Regions from separate parts of the Homo sapiens genome. Here region 1 is linked to region 2. Evidence: chromatin loops called from intact Hi-C (ENCODE). Cell type or tissue: A673. All regions are shown on one strand. Each heading gives the region's core, and the rest is flanking DNA. Links, peaks and the distances in the headings are about the cores only. Region 1 overlaps PCSK2 (proprotein convertase subtilisin/kexin type 2). Region 2 overlaps LOC105372544 (a long non-coding RNA gene).

What was found. Hi-C counts contacts between places; a loop is a spot of excess contacts. Peaks named below come from ENCODE experiments on the same cell type or tissue, not always from the same donor. Only the 100,000 strongest peaks of a DNase experiment are listed, where the experiment ranks them.
Region 1: a loop joins it to region 2, with 2.8 times the contacts of the local background. A loop is called at or near these places in 1 of 110 quality-filtered maps.

The regions. Positions count from the first base shown.
Region 1 is chr20:17,295,059-17,303,384 of GRCh38, forward strand. The region is part of intron 2 of PCSK2 (proprotein convertase subtilisin/kexin type 2); the gene reads left to right. The region is part of intron 2 of LOC105372546 (a long non-coding RNA gene); the gene reads right to left. Among named protein-coding and RNA genes, the nearest start is that of PCSK2, 72 kb to the left of the region's middle. In A673, for the core only: CTCF peaks have their summits at 3,376 (motif pointing left) and 3,580; a DNase peak (open chromatin) is centred at 3,303; H3K27ac peaks cover 2,191 bases.
Region 2 is chr20:17,169,853-17,178,178 of GRCh38, forward strand. LOC105372544 (a long non-coding RNA gene) reads left to right here. Exons shown (of 4, transcript XR_937289.1): 3 at 4,027-4,164. Among named protein-coding and RNA genes, the nearest start is that of PCSK2, 53 kb to the right of the region's middle. In A673, for the core only: no CTCF peak of the experiment used is centred there; DNase peaks (open chromatin) are centred at 3,369 and 3,459; H3K4me3 peaks cover 763 bases; H3K27ac peaks cover 2,499 bases.

The DNA.
Region 1 (8,326 bases), core at 2,396-4,895, 130 kb after region 2:
AGAGCTCTCTTTTTCCTATCTCTTGTTTTTCTCATAGCAAATTGTTCATATCATAGTGATAGAAGCATCCCTCACATTTCACTGACATTCAAAATTGTAATAATCTTCCCTGCATTTTCAGTTGTTTCAGTGAGGTCTGCATTTATACGCAGTTAACACACACACACACACACACACACACACACACCTCTCTCAAGAGTTTAATGCATGCCAGATATTGTTTTAAATGCCATTATTACCACTTCCCAAGCAAGGAGACTGGGCAGAGCCTGGAAGCCAACCCAGACAGTCTGATTCAGAGCCAGGAACACTCTACCACCGTGCAATACCAGCATTTGTTCTTTACGCTCAGCTGGGTCTCCTATTTCAAGTTGCTACTTCTACAGATTTGTCCCTAATTTTTCTATCTGCCTCATTTTTATTTACTTATTTATTTATTATTTATTTATTGTATATTTATTTTTATATATATTTATTTATTTATATTATATATATTTATTTATTTATTTATTATTTATTTTAGAGACAGAGTCTTGCTCTGTTACTGAGGCTGGAGTGCAGTGGCTCACTGCAGCCCAACTCCTGGGCTCAAGCCACCCTCCTGCCTCAGCCTTCCAAGTTGCTGGGACTACAGGTGTGTGCCACCATGCCCAGTTAATGTTTTAAATTTTATTTTTGTAGAGACGGGGGTCTTACTATGTTGCCCAGGCTGTTCTGGAACTCTTGGCCTCAAGTGATCCTCCTGCCCCAGTCTTTCAAAGTGGTGGGATTACATGTGTGAGCCACCGTGTCTGGCCTCTCACTTTTACAAATAAAGATAATGTATCCATATTGATAACCACTGTGGCCTGCACCCAGCCCCTCCTCAAGCAAGCTGATAGCAGGGCATCCACAAATGTGCTTGTGTGAGGGGTGGCACAGACCTGGGGTTCAAGCCATGCCAGCTTCTAAGGGTACACAAAGTTATAGTTCCATAACCTCAGAGGGTGCAGGACTCTGATGTGTTTCAAAGCCCCAGAATCTGGTGTCTGTCCGATTTTACTGCTCCAGCCTCTGATGGCCAATGAGCAGAAATGTGACTGCCAGTGTAAAGCAGCAAGACAGCCTAAGCAAAGCAGGCTCCCTTGGGCCACAGACGTGGCTTGGCAATGGTGAGTGCCAAGGGCCTCTGAGCAGGACACAGGGTCCGCTACACAGCTCAGCGTCTCAAAAACTCCCAACATCCCAGAACAAGACAGAGTTAATCAGCTACATAAATTGAGTTAATTAGCTACATAAATCATGAAATATAAGTTGTTCTTATCTAAAATTATAAAGAATTACCAACTTTTAAAGATAAACATTAAATAAGATGACCTTTTGTAGACATCCCTACTGCTGACACTGCCAAACCACTCGCGCCCCTCTCAGCACTTCACCTGTGCTCACCTGGACGCCATCTGTTTCCTGTCTTCCAGAAATTCTTCCAACCTGGCCTGTCAAACTCAGCCTTCTGGGTTTTCCAGCTCTGTTGCATATTTTATCCTAAATGAACATCCCTTCAGTTATTTCAGCAGAATTTTGATAGGGAAGGAAAGAGAGCACGTGAGCTCAAATCACCTTAAAAATGAGTCTTGTATTTCTGGCAGATTTTATGCTGCATATTTTTAAATTAATTATCATAATTTTTTATCAGAAGAAAGTGTGAGAAGGATTTTTCTTGGTGAAGTCACTTCAACCCTAAAAGTTTGGGTGAATTCACGGCTACTGTAAAGGTAAGCCACAAGCCCACTTACGACAGCTCTTCACAGTAAGATAATGTATGTCTAAAGATCCTCCATTCGTTGGACTCAAAGATATTTATTTTTGTTAAATATCATATTTCCTTGCAGACCAGAGAGCAGCATATCTAGAGAGTAAGCTAAGCTTAAATGAGCTTCAGAGTGGCCCCTTTATATATTTATTTTTAAGGGCATTTAAAAAGATTAATGTATCCATGACATAAGAATACAATTATAATCGTATAACCTTCATTAATTAAAAGAGCTGACGTTTAAGCAGAGAAGTTAGTAAACAGGGTATTGTATGCAGTGGGGACAGCCAAGTTCAAAGTCAAAAAAGGAGCTGTTTACATTAGAGAAATAGCAAAGAGTCCGAGGTAGCAAGAGGAGAAGGAAGCAGAGAGCGATACAGAACAGTGCCAGACAGAGACGTGGAGTCCAGATCCTGTTGGGTCTTGTAAACCATGGCAGTAAGCTTGCATTTCCTTTGAAGAGGGAAGTGAGAAGATCTGGGATTTGGGAGAGTAGTTTGGTAACTCCATTGAGGTGGTGTTGGTGAGTGTCAGGTGCTATGGTGGAGTTGCCTGGGCAGAGAGAGCTATGCATCCTCGAGCATCATCTGGGGAACTAGGAATGGACTTATCATGAATGGATCCAGATTCAACACTACCGTCTGAAGCAGCACTAGCTCAGGTTGACTGGACTGTGCACTTCAGGCTGCAGGAGGGGCTCAGGGGGTTGCCATGGGTCTCTTTCCAGGACTAGCCCCTCCCTGGAGCTTGCTCATTACATGGCAATGGCAAGAGCGGTTTATATACTTTGACAGGATATTATTTGGTTCAGAGTCATCAGGGTTATCCTCTTCGTGAATGTCCTTCCTTATCAATATAAAATCATATCATGTAATGGTTTTTGCCTTTGAGTCTACTTCTTCCAGGATAAACACTGCCACCTTTACTGTCTTATTATTACATCAGCCTGATACACCTTTGCTCATTCCTTCATTTTTTGCCTTCCTATGTCAGTTATTTTTAAGCTAATTTTTTAAAATAACATACAATTGGATTTTGCATTTTGATTTAAGCTAAAAGTATTTTTATTTTAGTAAAGCACTTTAAGATATTTTCTATGTATTATCAAAACAAATACATTTGCTCTTATAACTTCTAGACTAGCTCCTTTTTCCGCCCTTTATTTTATGCATTATATTTTTATTGCTCTTTTCCTTCCTCTTACGCTTTGAAAACTTAATCCATCTTTTTATTCTTCTCATGGTTGTCATAAAATATAAACATATTTTAACCCATTTTCTCTAATTATAAAATGTCAACTATCAAACAATATTTATTATATCAATCCTGAGTAAGATACTAAATTTTAGCACACTGTTACTTCCTCTGTACTTGACTACTTTTCAATTTTAATTGATAGAGGTGGGGTTTTTATGCTTTGCTTTCAGCCACCCTCCTCCACAGTCTACATTTTATGACTCAGCTTAAAAGGAATGGTTCTCACCACATAGAAATGGGGTGATTTTGGCCCCAGGGGACACTTGGCAATGTTGGGAGACAGTCATGATTGTCACTGGTGGGAAGGTGGGTGTTTGCTACTGGCATCTAGTGGGAAAAGACCAGGAATGCTGTTCAACATTCTACAATGCACAGGACAGAGTCCACAACAAAGAATTGTCCAGCCCAAAATGCCAATAGTGTTGAGGCAGGAAAATTCCATTTTAGAGGTTTTGTGGCTCTTATGATAATTGTAAGTTAATATTACTCATTGTATTTAAATTATTTTTACCACCAGTACTTTCATATCCTCACTCTTAAATTTTTAAATTCCTGTTTATCCCTCGACGGGCTAGAAAATATTTTTAAGTAATTTTTTTTTCAAGTAGACTCTATAGAAAGGAGGAATTATACTTCCCTAAGCTGCCAGTATTTGAGCAAATCTTTCTAACACTCTCAGACACACTCACTGGAAGCAGATGAAGCTATTAGTCAGTCATTCCCCAGCCTCTGAGAAGGAATATTTTTCTTGTAGATGTTTTCCCTCATATATTTGCACATGTTACACTTCCATTTGTTAATCGCCTGTCCTTATCTTACCCGTTTACCTATTCCTATAGTCTATGATGCAATACTTTTATGCATTTTAGCTCTTGCATAATGTATGTGTTACAAATATTTAACCTATAATATTTAAGATATCACTGATACTTAATATTTCTAATTTTTAATGTACAGAAAGTTTAAAAGTTTATTTTTTTAAAATTTACCTCACTGTCTCTTCCTTCACTTTTTTGCTAGAAAGGTCTTGTCTATTCTGAGATCAACATTTTCCTAAGTGCCTCATCTATTTGTTTTCACATGCGATCATTTTAAGCCATGAGGATTTATTTTGGTGTTTGAAAATACCCTCAAATTGTTAAGCAATTCTCATAATTTGGTTTATTAAATAATTCATCCTTTCCTCTCTAATATGAAATGCTACTTTTATGGTGTACCAAACACAAGGGCCTGTTTCTGCAGTTTATGTCTTGTTTCATCAAATCTATCTTTTCTTACCCTAAATTTTATTTCAATTATTTTGGCTGTATAATGTTTTTATATTTGCCAGTTTTCCTTCATTACAATTACTTTTAACAACCATATTTTTAATTTTCCTTGCCCATTTATTCTTTCAGAAGAATTCTGGAGCAATTTAATCCAGTTTCAAAAAAATAGCCCTTGGGACTTTTGGTTAGAATTGTATTACATTTCCAAATACCGGAAGAATTATTGCAATACTAGATATCCTCAGCCCATCTTCCATTTCTCTTTTCTTCTACAATTTTTATTTCTTTATTGTTTCCTCTGAGTTCTGGAAATTTTTCTTAAGTTTACCTTTTCCTTCGCTAATCCAATTTTTCACATAATCTGCCATTCTTCTGGTGCAGGGGTTTTGAATGTAGTAATCCTATTTCTGTTCTTTATGTGATCCTTACTGATATCAAATCATTTCATTTTGGGGACTCTCAGGTCTATTTTCATAACTTTGGGAAGTAGAAAAACACTCTTTCCCCTATCCCTTGCTATATGTCTATTTTGGTGAAAAGCATTGACTAACTCTTTGGAATGAACAAAGCTAGTCTTCTTAGAGTCTAGGGATGTCTCTGTTTTTCCTCGCAGAGACAGGTCTGTATTTAGCCCCCTTGCTCACAGTTGAGAGATTGCTGTCCACATACTTCAGGCCCAGAAAAGGAAGGAGTGAAATGCTGAGATTTGCTCTGGTTTTATTTCACCTGTTCAGAGACCCAGGGGACAGTGTCAGAGTTCAAGGGATGGTCACAACATCCAGCCTGACTCCCACCCCTTCTGCTGAGGCAGCCATGAGTTAGCCCCAGCAGTCTCCACAGTTCACTGGCTACACCTGCCCTCATTAGAAGTCCACAGCCCTGTCCTCCCAACAGAGCCATCTGTGTCTATTGAACCCAGTGTGTGCACTGCTGTGGGCGCCTGTTACCCAGTGGCATTGATGGAATTAAAATGCATCTCCCCAAGGCCTGGCCGGCTGAGTGACAGGGCATAGATGGGTTCCCCAGAGGTCCTTGCCCATTCCCCAGAGGTCCTTGCCCAGCCTATCTGCATGAAATATGGAAGAAATGCTAGCTAACTTAAATTATGCATGTTGTCTGATTTACAGCCCAAGTATAGGTTTCAGTTTTTGCATCCCTTTTAGTTCCTTCTGCAGTTTAGGAGGATGACATTGACATCTGTGTCCAACTCGCTGTCTCTCTGGATATTTAAGAAGTAGAAAGGTGGTCAAGGGAAAGTTGAACTTTATTTATGTCTCAGTTTTTATAGTGAGAATATTTTTATTTTTCTCATTTCTCATTTTCATATTTTTTAGTTAATAAAAATAGAAAGGTTTTAAACAATAAAGTCCAAGATAATTCCTAAAACACTGAATTTTTCCTAATGTGAGTTGAGACTTTACCAAAATTACCCTCAAAAGGAGCAAGTTGCCTTCAGGCGAAGTCCTCACAAAGCCTCTTATAATAGTGTGTAATAGTAAGTGCTCTCAAAATTATATTACTCATAAAATAAATTTGTATTTAGGAGAGGCATAATTTCCCTTAACCTTAATCAATGCTAATTGAGCTCTTAGGGAAATGACCCAATGAAATAAGTATAAAAAGGATGAAAAGAAACTTAATGAAGATGTAGTCACTATTGCTTGGGAAGGGGCCTGCACTTCAAGAGTGGGGTGTCGTTGTTAAAAAGCCTTCTAAAATCAATTTAGAAAGCAAGACACTAGGATTGCAGACCATCATCTACAGGATAAGCAAAGAGAGCAAATGTATTTGACGTTAGAAATTTGGGAATGTGAACTTAGGTCTTAGGATAAAATTTCCAGCACTGGCTGGATGTGGATGCCAAGAGTTCTGTATCTCATCATTTTGGTGGAGGAGACATTGCTAGCAGCTCTGCTCTGACAACTCTGTGTGAGACTCAAAAAGCAGCTGGAGGAGGAGGAGGGCTCTGATATCAAAGGCCCCTTGGAGGAGTTAGGATAAAATAGTGTCAAGAACTGTGAGAGTAAAAAAGCAGTGGTTTGAAATCAATATTCCATATACATAATTTTAAATGTGTGTGAGTAAACAAATAAATTAATTTCCATAAGGAGACATTTGACTGATTCATCTACAGTCCAAAGAGCTTTGATATTTAAGTTGCCTATAAAACATTTTTTGGATAGTCTTCTTGGAGAAAATGGGATATCACCTTATATTAGAGATTGGAGATCACCTTTTATTTGGATTTTTATTTATATAAAAATACATATATTATGACCAGGCACGGTGGCTCACGCCTGTAATCCCAACACTTTGGGAGTCCAAGGCAGGCAGATCATGAGGCCAGGAGTTCGAGACCAGCCTGGCCAACATGGTGAAACCCAGTGTCTACTAAAAATTCAAAAATTAACCAGGCGTGGTGGTGCACACCTGTAATCCCAGCTTCTCAGGAGGCTGAGGCGGGAGAATTGCTTGAACTGGGGAGGCAGAGGTTGAAGTGAGCTGAGATCATGCCATTGCACTTCAGCCTGGTGACAGAGCAAGACTCCATCTCAAATATATATATATATTATTATATTTTTTTCTCCTCTTCAATTTACATACTTGGTACAGCAGCCTTGACCTTCACACCAAGTCAAAGTGTGTGAACCCAGAAATACCAATGTTTAGGATGTAGGCAAGTAAAAAAATCACACGTTTTGTCTAACATCTCTCCATAGGCTGTCCCTGCTTAACCCAGAACTTCAGGCAACCCCAGGCCTTGAGAAAACAAGAATATTCTTATTGGGTTACAGTAGGAGTTTTGTGCTCAAGTCAAAACAGGTGATACTAAATTTTTCTTAATCTTCGAATTCCATGACCCTATATCCACTCAACAACTCCCTCCACCAACCCATGTCAGTTTCTATCAATTATTCTTTGTCATTTGCCCTGAGCATGTTTAAATTTACCAATTTAAACATGCTGGTAAATGGTCTGAACCATTTGAAAACAATCTGAAAAACAATTTTTTCAGATTGTTTTGTTGCTGTTGTTTACTATTGCTTCTTATGTCCCATTCCTTGCCTCCAGGCCTCATTTTTCTTCTTACTGAAGCACACCCCTTGGTAGCTCTTTCAGTAAGGGTCTGTACCGAAAACACTTTTGGAGCCCTTTATGTCCGAAAATGTTCTTCACATCATGTTCACTCTTGATTAATGTATTAGTTGGTAATAAAATTCTAAGTTCACTTCCTTTACCTCAAGAAACAGTGGAGCTATTCTCTTTATCTTCATGGGTAGACAGCCCTGTTTCAACTCCTGAATTCACACAGAGAACCAGGATCCAGGCCGTGCTGTGAATGAGATTTGTTTGACCCCAGTCATCAGAAAAGCTTTGAGGAACGCACTGTGATGTTGTTATTCAGTACTGGTTACGAATAGCATGGAAAGCTTCAGATCTCACCCTTTTCCCAATATGTTGTTGGTGTTGTTATTCTTGTCTCCTGTTTCTGGTTGAAGAAGAGCTCCCTTCCTTGTTTTTGAACATGGAGATATATTTAATATTACCCTTTTGTATTTGATCTATGTTTGGAATGAGAAGAAGGCTCAATGTGAGCTCACTCTGACATCTTGAACCAGAGAACTTGAAAAAATTTAATAAATCTATAATCCATTTTTCTCCTAAACTTTTTTCTATAAATTCTCATCTTTTCTCATTTGAATTTCCCCACATCTCTAATGTCAAGTTGCTTTTTCCTATATTGTTCAATCTCTTGCCAGGCAAAGGGATGGGTATAGCTCAGTGATTTAAAAATATATACATATATAATATATATATTTATATTATTATAATATAACCATACATATCTATTTCATATATTATAGATAATTATATATAATATATATTAGTATAACCATATATGTCTATTACATGTATATTATATATTACTATATTATAACCATATATATCTATTACATATAATATATAATATAAACATACAATATATGATATATAATTATATATTAAT
Region 2 (8,326 bases), core at 2,337-4,836:
TCTCCCTTCCCCTCCTCCTGTCTCTCATTATCTTTGACTACACAAATGGATTCAATAAATATCTGTCAAGTAAACAACTCCCAAGTCCCCGGAGCCAGAAGTGGGACAGCATGAGGGAACATGCCCGAGGGGCACAGATCCTCATGCCTGGTTTCTTTCTCCCAGTTTCTGTTCCTTCCCCACCTTCTTACTGCATATCCACACTCTCAAGAGGACAGTACGTTACAATGATAAATGATTCCCAACTTGTTTGATAGCAGAGCTCTGTTCTCAAGGAATCCCAATTAGAATCTCATGGATTTTTTCCAACACACTTTGAGAAATGCTGGCATAACATAGAATCGTAAAGTGTGAGGCAGTACTGGTTGGTCTTTTGTAGGATTCCCTCCATTTACAAGTGAGGGAACTGAGGTCTAGAGAGGTTTAGTGAAAAGCCAGAATCACCCATCCAGTTACCACAGAGCACACTCCATGTGTTGGCCTTTCTACTAACCCAGGCCACCTAGTTAATTATGCCAATGTTGATATCTGGTGAAGAATGAAATTCAATTGCATCATTCCCATACAATGCAATTCTTAAGTAAGGTACTTGTGTAGATAATTAAACCCTGCAAAGAGTTTATACGAATTTATTTAATAAAACACAACTTGTATAGTATACTTACATATATACACAATGCATGTTTATATATGTATATATGTATTATATATACATATATGTACATATATAATATATATACATACATACATGAAGATATCTCTGTGAAGCTTCAGATATATAAGGCATACAGAATAATATAAGAAACACTGTGCACAGACCATCCAGTTTAAGATGTAAAACATTCAAAATACTGGTGAATCCTTCTATTTAACCCACCTTAGAGCATTATGACTTTAATATGAATTTCCTAATTACCCTTAAGGTTGAATGCATTTTTGTATGTTCATTGACTATTCATGTTTCCTCTTCTAAAAATTCATAATGTAACTAGCCAATTTTTCTATTGGAGTGTTCATCTTTGTTAGAGTTCTTTATATTTTCTGGAAATGAATCCTGATCATATACACTGATTATATATATATTTATGTGTGTGTGTATATATATATACATATATATATATGATTTTTTTCCAGACTGTGGCTTGTCTTTTTAATTTCTCATTTTGGCCTACAAGAAACATAGGGTTCTAGTAAATTTAAATTTATTACTTTAAGTTTTGTGATTTTTAACTGTGAGAAATTCTTCCCTACTCAAAGTTCATAAAGATATTCTTCTATAGTTTCTTCAAAAAAACTTAATGATTTGCTGTTTATGTTCAGGTCTTTAATCCAACCTGGAATTTATATTTACAACACAGATTGTGAAGGAGGGATCCAAATTTATTTTTTTCATATAGTTAAGTAATGATCTCATCACTATTGAATATTTCATCCTTCCTCCATAGATTTGCAATGCCAGGTCTGCCATTTGTTGTTCCCATGTCTGCATGGACCTGTTTCTGAGTCCTCTCTTCTGTCCCATCATGTGGTCTCCTGAAGCCATAAAGCTGACAGCAGATCTGAGTTTTCTTTTTCCTAATACAAAATCACAAAAGCTGGGTTATGGGCCTGCAAGACCTTCTTTTACTATCCCCCTTTACTTGAGTGTACATTCATTAATTTCTACAATAAAGAGTTAAGCAAACAGGTAACTACATTAGTAAATTATCAAATGCATTGCTGTGTTGCAGTTGCTTATAGGTTATAGTGCTTGGGGCCTCCAAATCTCTGTTTTTTGGTTCTTCTCTTTGAAAGAAGGGTGTCTTCTTCTCATCCACCACCCATTGTCCTGGCTAACGACATTCAGCCCTAATGACTGACCCATTGGGAGCATTTGCTGACTGCCCTCAGGCTGTGCTGGCTGGTTGGCCTTTATCCATGTCTCCCTCCAACAAGGCTCTTATCCCAGTGTATCTTGGGCCTGGATTTTCCTGTCCATTTTTGCCTTTACACTGAGCTCCCTGAGAGTAGGAATGTTGTCATGTATATTTGTTTATCCATAATCTAGCAAATTATAGACAGTGGCGCCTTATGACTATTGGACAAAAGACAAACTGGATAAGTAAATAAATATGAGTAAATGCTTAAATATTCTGTTAGGACTCACGATAAGTCAATAGAAAAAAAATGAAGAAACAAGCAGGTTGCTGACTCATAAATTTGGCCCTTAAAGTCTAATCAGTGCTGGGATGATTCCAAATGCTAAGACCCAGATTCCATCAGCAGAAGGACTGGAAAAAGCCCATCCTAAAAAGTAGTGTGTCTGGGAATATCAGCCAAATATGTTAACTAATGCATGTGAAAGCATTTTGCAAACATAAAAGCCCTACACTCCTATACAAAGTAACGTAGCAAAACTATTATTAATGGCAACTTCTGGTAACTCTTACAATATTCCTCATTGCCTTTTGCATTTCGAAAACAGTAGCTTTTTAGAAATCCAAGCTGCATGGGAGAAATAATCAAGATCATTTCCTAAAAACATGAAGAAAAACAGAGTATGGATCTATCAACAAAGCAGACAGCGCAATTCAGCAAAGAGCTCAAAGATAATATGACCTGCATGCCCCACCTTGATGACAGTTTGAAATGCACTTAGGAAAAATGAAAACCTTTTAACAGCAGTACTGATTATTAGTGAAAGCATATAGATAGTGTCTGTTTTGAGTGGTGCAACATTTTCTTTTTGTTTTCTGGATCAAGCACAAGTAGTTTCATGTTACTGCTACAAGTTGTTTTCAGCAAGAGAGGAAAAAGCTTCCATGGAATAGGAGTCAGCAAGACGATTCTCTTCCCCATTCTACCACTTACTATTACATAATATCTCCTCTACTTTTCTTTTTTTTTTTTCCTTTTATTGCTCTGAAGAAGTAGCAAGATGCTAATTCCAACAGCACAAGGAAAACGACCTATAATCTTAAAAATTAAATACCAGGAAGTAATGACTAACGATTATCTTTACAGAGAAGAATCTGGAGCCCAGAAAGGTGAAGCGATTAGACACAAGATCACATGGCCAGTGAGCTGCAAGCTTTCCTGACCTTAAATCAAGTGATCTATCCCCTCCTCTGTGGATTTTTTAATTAATCTGCATTACAACCCAAGTAGAATGAGTCAAGCGGATAATATGTAATGCCTTTTTGGACCAGAAAAAAATTGGGGCAATTTGGTAATTGGACCACAGATGGCTTTGGTGATAAATTAGCAAAAGATTCCAGGCATTCTTGCTGCTGGATACCATGCATTAGATGGTGTCACCGCAGAAGCTTAAGACTAAATTTTCTACCCAGAAGATTCTGGGTAGAATTATTTTTCAGATAAAAATGCCTTTATTTACTTAGCACAGTATGAGACTACAGAAGGCAGTGAGGTGTGGCATGTGGTTTTATAAAAATTAATAAAAAGAGTGTCAGAGGAGAAGGAAAAGCAAAAACAGATGTGTAAGCGTGTATAATCAGAAAGGCATTATGTACATAATCCTAGCAGCTTTATTCAATGGTTTATTCCATCTCAGTAATCATGTTGGTAGATGAGCTAATTGCAAATTTGTTAAATATTCATAACCAACGATTTCTGCTAAGTGACAATGAACTGTCACAGTTGAAAGGATTACAGATCCTACTGTGACATGATTTCATAGGCCGCTTCCTGTCATTGCCCCCATATCCTATCGATCCACTTTCTACCTATGACACCGATATTAAAAAGTAGGGCAAAGTTGTCACAAGTGCCCAGGTATGGAGAAGCAGACAGCAAGCAATGGCCTGTCAGTTCGACAGCAAATGAAATACTGAGGCTAATGCCTGCAGGTTTCGAGCTCAAAGCTCTTCTCCAATGCCCAAGATTTTGCAAGTAGGCTTGAGGAATACATTGTTCAGAGATCTATTCCATTCTCAACTCCTTTATGTAAACACTGCCCTACTGAAGTAGAGAAACTAGAATAATGCTTAAAATTATTTTCACCAGTGAATTTCTTCTGACTCATAGAGCCTCGCTACTTAAAGTTGTGGTCTTTGGACCATGGGCATCAGCATCACCTGGAGTCTGTTAGACATGCAACATCGCAGGCCCCACTCCAGATCTGCTGCCTCAGGATCTGCATTGGAACAGGATTGGCATCCCCAGGTGACTATTATGCACTTTGAAGTATAGAGGAAAGCACTTCAACTTTTTCAAGAGAAACAGTATATTTTGTGACTGCAGATCACATGGGCATAGAAGTTTAGATGAAATAATCCAAAGACACGGGATTCTGATTTTTCAGGTGATCTGTTAATCCCTGAAGTGCATCTGGAGGTTAGCCCATCGGTTCTGCAAATCTTCATAATTTCCATAGTTACTGTAGTAACCATGGTTAGTATCTTTCCTTTGTCCAGCAGGTGGGAATTTCGGTCTTTTACTGCTCTCTGTCAGCTGTCATGACATGCCACATGAGTTGAGTTTATTCACAGGTTTTCCATGTGACCCAAAGTACATTTTGTAGGTTAATTTCTTGGAATTCTTACCTTTTGTTGGGCGGTTTCCTCATTCAGTCAGAATCTGCTTACATCTCCACAGACACTTCAATCTTTCTTATATACCTGCTCATTGACAAGCCTACATTTGCCAATATCTGGTTATTCTATTCATAAAACAGGTTTTTCATTTCACTCTTACATTTGCCATGACAGTCATGATTGATCAACTAATTCCTTGCCTGTGTACTCACAGTCATGTGATCAGTCACTCTTTATCAAACATCTAAGTGCCAGGTTCATTGCTCAGTACTGTACATATATTATCTCTAATTTTCTCAGCAAAACAGTATAATAAGTGCTGTTTCCTCCATATACAGATTAAAAAATAGTTTCAGAAAGCTTAAGTTATTTGCCCAAAGCCACACAGCAAATAAATAATGAAGTCTAGATTAAAATACAGGTGAGCCTGAGTCTAAACTGGTTTCGTCACACTCTCCTATTACTATTTGGCAATTTGCATCATTACAATCACAATTTTGCATTTGCACAACAACATTATTGATCCCTCCTAGATGTTATAAGCATTGATTTCAGATTATGTTATGTCCATACTTTTTATTTGAAAAAGAAATGGCAACAAATTAACCCATGTTCCAGTAAGGTCTCTTTAGATTGCAAGAAAGAGAAACTCACTTAAAGTAGCTTAAATAAAAAATAAGTGAAAATGTTCAGGGACAAGAAACCCACCTGGGCCCCATGGGGACCAAGGCAAGGAACATGGAGGATGGGAGCCATGAGCCAGAAACATCTCCCAGGGCCACAGTGTCTGTCTCCAACTTGTTCTCTGGTTGAGCCTTCCTGACTCACAGCTACACAGCACACCAGCCTCCTCTGGTTAGAAGAACACTCCCAACTGCAAGAAACAGCCTTTTTGTGTCCAAGTGGAAAGGGCCCCACTGTGAAAAGCCTCCTTTTCCACAGCCCACCCAAACCTGCTGAAGAGACCACAGTCCCTAATGAGAAGAAGTGAGACACAGAAGTGTTTTAACTTTTAGCAGACTCGATCCTTGCTTCATTAAAATATTATAAAACCCAGCACCAGAGAGCTATGGAGGAATATCTGGTCCTGTGGTCCTTCACCCCTGGGTCTAAATATCTGCATTTGATTCTTGCTGGGGTTCTCCCACAAAACCATGACTTTTCAAGCAGGAGAATTCTGGCCCAAGTTTCAAGATATTGTTGTAAAATTAATGTCTTATTGCCTTCTTTCTCAATAGTTGATGGCCCCCAACTGGTTATCTTGACCTTAGATTTGTATAATGAATCAGAAGTTTGTGAAAGAGAGATGCTTAGGCAGCTGAAATGTTCATGAAACTATACTTGTTATGCTTTCAGATCTACAGGTTCCAAGCATATCCTCCTAAATGTTGTAGCCCTCACAACTGGTCATTCTAGAACACTTCTGCTTAATTGTTTTGAACATAGCCGAGTGTGACCACCTGGCCAACTGTACACAACTCTTCAGGTCTGAAACCTGGCATCAGTCAAATTTCCCTCTGTGTTTTCTAATCCAATTATGGGAAGACCAAGCCTGGTCCTTCCTTGCGTCTGTCTCCATCCCTAGTCAATTACCTGTGTCTATGGGCATGTTTAACAAAATCCCTTAAAACGCTGTTTGTTAGAAGCCATGCAAACTTGAATATTTAATTCAGTCAACAATCATTCATTCATACATAAAATGAGCATTTACTCAAGGTATATTAATCTCAACAAAAAAATTACATAGACCTGGACCCTGCCATGAAATCCTGTGGACTTATGCAAGGCGGGAAGTGACATGGGGTCATGGAACAAACACATGTTTGGTAGTACAAAAAAGTGAACTGGGAGAATTATGTACAATAAGTGCATGTCAGTGTTAACACTGAATCTAGAAGCAGACTTGAAGGGGTCCAATGTAAAAACTCCTTTTTCTTTTTTTTAATTTGTAATATTTATGGAGTAAATGAGAAATTTGGTTACATGTATATAGTGCATAGTGGAAATTTTGTTTTCAAGCATAGTAGTTGGTTCCATTTCTATGTTACGAGACCACCAAGATGCATATTTGAATAGTGTATTGCTGTTCCCAGTATCAATATGTCAAATGCCTAACTGCAGAGATGAGTATCTGGTATCACAGATGAAACAGGCTGCTATAGATAAATGATGTTTATATCAATTTTTCATTAAAAGAAGTCTAAACACATGAGGATAAAGACATCTCAAAAATGTCTCATACACTTCTCTGCCTTCTAAAACATGACACATTAAATATTTGAAAACTGAGAGTCAATGTGCAAAAAATTGTACCTTGCTAAATTAAAATGATGACCTCAAGGGAAATAAAGAATTTGCTCCTTCACTGGGTTTGTTGTTACTATTGTTCTTTTTAAAATGGTTTCTATGCCTTTCCTTTTGTTGGGAGTTGTAACTTTCTTGCTGCTTTCATTGTCTTTATGCAGTTACTAGATTTGCCTCTTTCCACTTACAACTGGCTGCTTCTAATCTGCTAAGGGTGGAAATTAGGTCATAGGGACTGTTACAAACATGAGTAAAGTGAGGGATAAAAGACTCAGAATTAGGAACTCTGTGTTCTCTTGTAAATTAAAGGCAGGAGATTTAGATAATAAACATTCTCATATCTACTGTGGATATTCAAAATGCCTTTTGTATGCTCATTACAAGTTTCCAACTGTGTTCCAGCTAGAAGGTGTGAGGTACGTGATAGCTGTACTACTAAGGATTTGCCATGAAGTACAGTGATCTATAAAAGAATATTCCAGACAAGCAGTTCCTTACATCCACCTCCATGCCTGAAGAAGGGATGTTAGTCCATAGCTCTTAGAGCTGCAGCCTTGTGGAGAGGACAGTGCGGGCAGTGAGGGGGATCCCTTCCCATTGCAAGGGGGCTCTGTTCCTCCTGCCCCAAGGCAAGGCAGCGGTGTGAGCTTCTCTCAAGATTCAGGGAGATGGCATCGCATGCCTGAGTTGCAGTCTGGTCGTGCAGCAGATCTGTCACTTACTTACTAGAGCTGGGAAAGAACAGAATTGGAGAGAGATGAGAGGACAGAAGGGCAGTCTCCCTCCCACTGGTTGCTGTGTCAGCAAGAAGCAGATTTCCTATCAGTCAAGTGGACAGTAAAGAAAGTAACTGGTCTACAAGAAGGCTGCCGCCTGCAGTGTACAGCTACCAGTGGCAAGATCTGAGCAGGTACAGAGAAACTGAGCTGGGCAGGGAGCCCTGTGTGAAGGACAACACAGCAGGGGAGACGTAGACCATGTGGTGGACAACAAGGGCCAGTCAGTACTAGCAGCAGAAGTATTTTTTCTTGAACACGCACTGATTTTTTTATTCAGATCTTCAAACCCTTTGTTTTTAAATAAGAAACAAATCCACATGGTTTTAAATTTAAAAGTTTATAAAGGGAATAGTATGAAAAATAAGCCCTGCCTTCTACCCCATCCCCAACCATCCAGTTCCCCAAGCCCCCTCTCAATAGGCAAATACTGTCACTAACTTCTTGTGCATCTTTTCAGAAATATTCAAAACATCCTCAAGCATATGCATAATATAAGTAAGTATGTGGATATGGGGGAGTCTGTATTTTTTACCAGTGGTAGCATACTTCACACATGTTTAGTACTTTGCATTTTTTCATTTAAAGCAACATCTTGTCAACCTTTATGTATCAGAAATGACATAATATCCCATTTTATGGGTATGCCATAATTTATTTAATCAGCTCTCCATTGATGGGTATTTGGGTCATTTCCAGTCTTGAATTATG